2 separate regions of the Mus musculus genome follow, and region 1 is linked to region 2. The links are chromatin contacts, found by Hi-C in ENCODE. All regions are on one chromosome and are shown on one strand. The core of a region is the stretch at or near the end of the contact, and the rest is flanking DNA. Distances in the headings are between cores, read along the strand shown. Region 1 holds the start of Zrsr1 (zinc finger (CCCH type), RNA binding motif and serine/arginine rich 1). Region 2 has its middle 76 kb from the start of B3gnt2.

Region 1 (3,390 bases), core at 644-3,143, 190 kb before region 2:
AGGTCTCCTCCTCACTGTACTCCAGGTTTGCGTCTGAGTCATAGTCATCCCTTCTGCACTGCTCCATTCCAAACGTTGTAAACATACTCTTCACAAGAAGGGTGGGACTTGACGTGGGAAAGTCGTGTTTCCGTGAACATCTGTTACCAAATCTGCACGCTCCCGTTTTATTGTAGAAGGGACAACTGGGTCGATATTTCTCCAGCCTTAAATCCTTGGGTGGTTCCGGGTTCTGCCAAATGCGCTCATTTTCAGCCTGGTCCAGCATTTTCTGCACCGCTTCCTCCCTCTCTCTCTTCTCCTGTAGCTTCTGCTCCTCCTCCTCTCTCTGTTTTTTCTGTTGTTCTTCCCACTCGGCCTTTATTTGTCTCTCCTGTTCTTCCTTCTGTTTTCTAGCGGCCTCTTCCTTTTTCTTCTTTATTCTGAATTCTTCTTGCGCCTTCTCCTCCCTCAGCAGCCACTCTTCATGTAATCTTTGCCGCTCTATCTCCAGTAATCGCTCTGCAAGTTCTTCGTTAGCAGAAACATCATCGTCCTCCTCTGGTGGGGCTTCCAGAGCTCTCAGCCGAGCCATTTTCTGCCGACGTTTCTTGCGTTTCTCCTTCTTCATTGCCGCCTTGTATTGTTTTCGGCTGAGTTTCTCAGGAATCGCGGTCTGCCGTGATGCCATTTTACCGCAGAGCGGGGGGGGGGGGGGGGGGGGGGGGGGGGGGGGGGGGGGCTCTTCCCGGATCTCGCGATAATCTCTTTTTCTCACGCTGTGGATTGAAAATGTCGCCCGCTGCTAAGTTGTTCTGCTGTTTAATGTTCGTTACCTTCCTGGACAGCAACTTCAGGGTGGCACCATTCAGCCCAGTTGACTTTCCTTTCCACCAGCCTAGAAAGCTTGAACCAGCTGAGTCACCGGCGTGTTTGCGCAATGCAGCAACCAGTAGTTGAATGTGCGCATGCGCAGTCGAAGGCCAGTGTTTGCGTTGGAATGTGGGCTGTACCGCCTACCTGCGCAGTCACTCGGTTATCCGCAGTACGTAGGCCTGCCTGCGCAGTTATCCGGTTATCCGTGGTACTGCCAGCCTGCGCAATTACCCGGTTATCCAGTTACCCGTGATAAAGCCTATCCGTGCAGTTACCCGGTTGTCCGGTTATCCGTGGCACAGCCTGCCTGCGCAGTGACCCGATTATCCAGTTATCCCACGCAGTTACCCACTTATCCGTGGTAGGCCTGCGCAGTTACCCAGTTTTCGGAGGTACGGATGGTCTGCGCAGTTACCCGATTATCCAGTTATCCGCAGTACGGCCTGCCTGGGCAGTCACCCGGTTATCCGTTTATCCGCAGTACATAGGCCTGCCCATGCAGTTACCCGGCCGGGCCGGTATGGCCGGCTTGCGCAGTTATCCGTCTATCCAGTTATCCGTGGTATGGCCTGCCTGCGCAGTTACCCAATTATCTGTGGGGCGGCCGCAGTTACCAATTATCCGCGATTATCCGTGGTACAGCCAGCCTGCGCAGTTACCTGGCTATCCGCAGTACGGCCTGCCTGCGCAGTTACCCAGGTATCCGTGGTTATCTGTGGTACGGCCAGCCTATGCAGTTACTGGTTATGCATGGCACAGCTGGCCTGTGCAGTTACCCGGTTATCCGCTTTAAGGCCAGCCTCCGTGGCATGGCCGGCCTGCGCAGTTACCTGGTTATCCGTAGTATGATCAGCCTACGTAGTTACCCGGTTATCCATGGTACAGCTGGAACAGTGGTTATCTGCCTTACCGACCGGCCTGCGCAGTTGCGGGTGGTTATCTGCAGTACGGTCCGCCTGCGCAGTCATCCAGGTATCTGCAGTTATCCGCAGTATGTCTGATCTGCGCAGTTACCCTGTAATCTGCAGTTACGTCTTTACTCCGGGAAAGGCAGGCCTGCGCAGTACGATTTACTGCTTTTTTTGTCTCCGCCCCCTGCAGTGGGAGTGCTCCTGCAGTAAGAATGCTCAGCCCTGAGCCGGGGCAGGCTTGTCTCACTGCAGGGCACCCCTCCATGCCGGTGCTGGCAGCTCACCTTCCCGGGCTTGTTTATGTGGGTGCTGGGAATAGAAATTAAGTTCTTATATTTGTTTGTCAAGGGCTTTACCAGGTAAACCGTTTTTCTGGCTTCAGCTCCTCACTCTTGTGGAAAGTAAGGGGTTTTGGTTTTGTTGTTGTTTTGTTTTTTAAATATTGAATGTGGGCCTGGTGTGGTGTCGCACGCCTTTAATCCCAGCACTCGGGAGGCAAAGGCAGGCGGATTTCTGAGTTCGAGGCCAGCCTGGTCTACAGTGTGAGTTCCAGGACAGCCAGGGCTACACAGAGAAACCCTGTCTCGAAAAACCAAGGGAATAAAAAATTGAATGTGTTTTGTTTTTTGCAAACACATTCCTTTCATTTGTTCTGTAATGTAGTTTTGTGGGGTATTCACCAGAGAAGACTGCTCAGACAAGTGTTTAAGCCAAGAAAAAAATCTTTTATTTTTGTTTGTTTGTTTGTTTGTTTTTTCAGAGACAAGGGTTTTACTGTGTAGCTGTGGCTGTCCTGGAACTTGCTCTGTAGACTAGACTGGCCTTGCATCATGCTATGTTTAGGTATGATCCCCATAGGCTCTTATGCTTGCACAAGCCTATAGGGGCCAGGGAGTAGAATGTGATGGTTTGTATAGGGAGTGGCACTGTTAGAAGCTGTGGCCTTGCTGGAGTAAGTGTGTCATTGGCTTTAAGACCCACATCCTAGATGCCTGGAAGCTAGTCTTCTAGCAGCTTTCAGATGAAGATGTCAGACTCTCAGCTCTTCCTGCACCATGCCTGTGTGCTACCGTGTTCCTGCCTTGATGGTAATGGACTGAACCTCTGAATCTGTAAGCCAGCCCTAGTTAAATGTTGTCCTTTATAAGACTTGCCTTGGTCATGGTGTCTATTCACAGCAGTAAAACCCTAACTAAGAAGAAAGCTCTGCCTGCCTCTGTGTCACAAGAAAGAAGGTAGATACCTGTGTATAGCAAAAGTTATATTTTATGCTGAGGGTCATCATACAAGGTTCACACTTTAAATTTCTAAATATGGTCCTAAGTCTTTATCCCCAAGGTGCTCACCTGTGTGATGTATCTTAGCTGGAGGTCAGGTCCAGTCTTACAGAAGTCTCTGATTTGAGGGTCAGGATCCTGGGGAGACTGTCCAGCCACAGGGTTCATCTAGGAGGTATCACTCCAGATATGCAGAGCAGTCCGCATCATGGGGTTTATACCTGTATCAGGTTCTCTTGAGTGTGTGAAGTTGCTGGGTTCTGGGTATCAGACACAGTGTTGGCTGTAGTGGAGGTCCTGACTAAGCTATTTTTACATGTGTAAAGACTTTTAAAAAAATACTATAC
Region 2 (3,578 bases), core at 1,026-3,525:
TCATCACCTATGAGAATGACCCAGGAGAGTGAGCTTTCAAAGACACAATAGAGTGGTGACCAGGAGACAGAATGGGAATTGCCATCCATGTTTAAGTTTGGAAAGATGAAATTGTGGATGAGGGAGATGGCAGGGATGATTGCACAACACGGACACACTTACTACCATGAAGTGGATGCTTAAACTGCAATTAAAAATGTTAGCTATTTCCAGTTTGTCCTCAACAAAGCTCTAGCATCTAATCCTCTCACTCCTACTTGACAGGTCTGTGTTCCAGTTTCCCATAATGTTTGGAATCTAGTATTAGCTCAAGGGTCCCTGAGTGGTCGCACAGAGGATACTACCAGATGCAAGATCGATAGCAAAAAGGACAGTGTTAGAAGGGACAATCAACAAGGACAGGCTAAATGACTGTCAGAAGCTCCTTCCCTTGCTCTTTCAGTTCTCCTAGTTGGGGACAGTAATTTAGTCCCTCAATTCCCCTGCTTAAGAAAAAAAAAATCCTCAACTCAGTAACTCAGCAAAAGGATTATTGCATGGTGGTTCAAGGCCTCGTGACTCAGTGTTATGTAACAGCCTGGTCTGCTTTAAAATAAAAGACATCAAAACACAAACAGCACTGTTCTGTTACATTTTAATTTCTTGGCATGTCTGTGCATGTAATTGGAGTTTAGGGGACAATTTTCAGGAATCAGTTCTCTTGCTTCCATCAGCTGGCACCTTGAGCCACTGGGCTATCTCAGGGAAAACCTGCCCCCTCATCTTGTGTTTTACCTTTTTTTAAAAAAAAGCATTTATAGATTCATTTTATTTCATGTTGGAGTGTTTTGTCTGCATGTGTATGTGTATACCATGTGTGTGCTTGGTACCCACAGGTGTTAGCATTCTGTTTATTTTCTGCTCCACAGTTACCTGGCAACAGTCAGGTAGGCCTGACCCCCTGTAAAAGGGGCTGCTTGCCCCCTCTCACTCTCTTGCTCCCTTGCTCTTTTCGCCTCTCTCCCCCCATTCCCTTACCCCTCCCCTCTCTCCACGTGCTCATGGCTGGCCTCTACTTCTCTACTCTCTCTCTTTCTCTCTGCCTTTTTCTTCCTCTACAACCATCTTGACTCCCCTCCCCATACCCTTAATAAACTCTATTCTATACTATACTGTCCTGTGGCTGGTCCCTCAAGGGGAAGGGATGCCTTGGCATGGGCCTGCTGAGGCACTCCCTCCCCCCATACCTGACTACACCTCCATAGAACATAACCTATCTTTTTATAAACACAACATTGTTGTCGTGACTCGGATTTAGAAACTCTGCAGGTTTCCATCGCCCCTGCTCTCACATGGAGATCCATACTTGCTAGCCTAAACTTGAGAGAACAGGTTAGTCCCCTCCTCACTCTGGTCAGAGTAAATGTCCGCATGGTCCCAGGGGAGAATTCTTGAGCTCAGAGCTACCCCTATACTGCCCTTAAGAATGGAGACATTCAGACTTTCCACTGACCCTTGTACTAGGACTTTTTCCCTTTGGTGAGATCTTCCTCTCTCCCTTTGAGACAGTTTCTTTCTCGAGGCTGAGAATCCTAGGCCAGGCCTGGATAAACTGTTCTCTGGGGGTATCAGCCCAGAGCATAGTCCTCAGCCCTCACGTGTCTCACCTATGGGTCTGTTCGCTGCCTTGGACATACTTTCTGGAATGTCTTGGTCTAATTCACAGTTAACAGAAAACAATATCTCTACATGGCCACTAAACTGGCACTTTCTCGCTAGTGATTTGTAGCTTAGACTTCGCCTCCCTCTCTCCCTCATTTGCCCACTTCCACTGGCCACTGCAGCTGCTGGTTCCGCAGGTTCACCGCCTAAAAAACAGTTCTGGCTCCACCTCTTGTGTCCTGCCAGGGAACCTGTGAAACTTGCTTTCCCCGTATGTGTGACCACCTGCTACCCCTATACTTGTGAGCTTTCTCGAGAGAGGGACTCCTGCGCTGTGCCCGCCAGTAGTTGCTTTTGGGTGTCCTGCTTGGCTGCAGCCTTGAGAAAAAGTTTTGCCTTTTCCAAGAATCCATCTTCCCATGCATGCGCGGGAGCCCCTCCCGCCCCCTCTCTCTCACTCTCTACCTGGGACTTATAAAGTGAAGGCTTGCAGCTCCATGTGCCACAAGAATAGCGTGCACGTTGCTGGGGTGCTACTTCAGGTGCTTCCTTTTCCACGCCCACCACAGGCTCCAACAGCTGGAAGCACTGGGCCATGACTTCCTGCTGCTGAGAGGAAGTCCCACCCCAGCTTGGCTGAAGCAAACACATCAGGTCAGCTGCTGTCTGTCACCGCTGCTGCTGTCTTGAAATGAAGGCAGCAACAGCCATATGTGCACGCCTCTCTCAGCCGACCGGCCTGCTCTCTTTACAATCTGTTTCGTCAGTGATACATGCTCGTGCCCCTGGCCTGTTCTCGTGGCCTGCCTGCACAGTCCTCATCACAGGCCTGAACCTACCTGGGCAAACTCACTTTCTGTCACCACTATCTCTCTACTTACACAACCTGTCAAAGCCACTTCAGATTTTCATTCTTATTCTGTCTTGATTTTCATTCTTATTCTGTCTTGATTTTCACTACTGCCATTAAATTGTGGTGTGCTCTATTCAGATATAACCAATCGATATAGCCCTCAATCTTATCAGAAGTCTGCTAATTATTAATATATGTAAGTTTATAACAGACAGAATCTCCTGGAACCTTTAACTGTTAACTCCCACAAAGTCTCAGAAGATTTGAACCCAGCTTCAAGACAGATATAAATTTCTTAAACCTTAGGATAATGATGTCTTTCTATTTGTCCTATTCTGGCTCTGTAAGTAGTCAACCAACTCCCTGTTCTGTGCTTCTGTCTTTGACCATCTTATTTATTTATTTATTTATTTATTTATACATACATACATACATACATACATATATACATACATACAGTACATTGTCTTCAATTCACACCAGAAAAGGGCATTGGATACCATTACAGATGATTGTGAGCCACCATGTGGTTGCTGGGAATTGAACTCAGGTCCTCTGGAAGAGTAGTCAGTAATCTTAACTGCTGAGCCATCTCTCCAGTTCACCTTTGTTCATCTTAAACAGAGTGTTGCCTGATTCTAGATTCACAAATTAAGGCAAGCCCAACTTAGTGAGACCCAGTCTAAAAAAAACGGACACAATCCCTAGGTGTTCCCAGGTTGAGATTTCTATCTACACTGTAGGGGTGTTTCCTGCTTCATGCCTTGTCTCCAAAGGCTGCTGCTGAGGCTACAGTGACCCTCCTGGGCTCCCTTCCTAGCTCTCTACCATCTATATAGACAATGGTACCTGTTTAGCTGCCAACTTCAAGCCCTCTGCCACCTCCAAAGCCAGGACTATAGAGGCTTGTCATGGTGTGCCCTCTTCCTTCACGAATCCCCTCTTGTCAGGGCTCATACAGGACCTTGTCTCTTCTGGAGCCCAACAGTGTCATGTCGTCTTCACTATATGACTCAGATGTGACAGCCATATCCTTAGCCTTGGGGAATTTATTTTTACCCTATCTATCTATCTATCTATCTAT

What was found. A loop is a pair of places that touch in the nucleus more often than their neighbours do.
Region 1: a loop to region 2 is called in a map of heart, with 2.6 times the contacts of the local background. The contact joins the promoter of Zrsr1 here to the enhancer-like site in region 2. A Hi-C loop is called at or near these places in 2 of 37 maps with a recorded cell type or tissue (heart and mouse trophoblast stem cell).

The regions. Positions count from the first base shown.
Region 1 is chr11:22,970,508-22,973,897 of GRCm38, reverse strand. Zrsr1 (zinc finger (CCCH type), RNA binding motif and serine/arginine rich 1) reads right to left here and starts at 1,893. Exons shown (of 1, transcript NM_011663.3): 1 at 1-1,893. The coding sequence starts at 670. The region is part of intron 1 of Commd1 (COMM domain containing 1); the gene reads left to right.
Region 2 is chr11:22,781,613-22,785,190 of GRCm38, reverse strand. No RefSeq gene overlaps it. Among named protein-coding and RNA genes, the nearest start is that of B3gnt2, 76 kb to the left of the region's middle. Within about 2 kb of position 2,275, at least 1 of the 3 ENCODE cell types and tissues checked has a DNase peak (open chromatin) inside an H3K27ac peak, as active enhancers do; it is heart, where a contact is called at or near this core.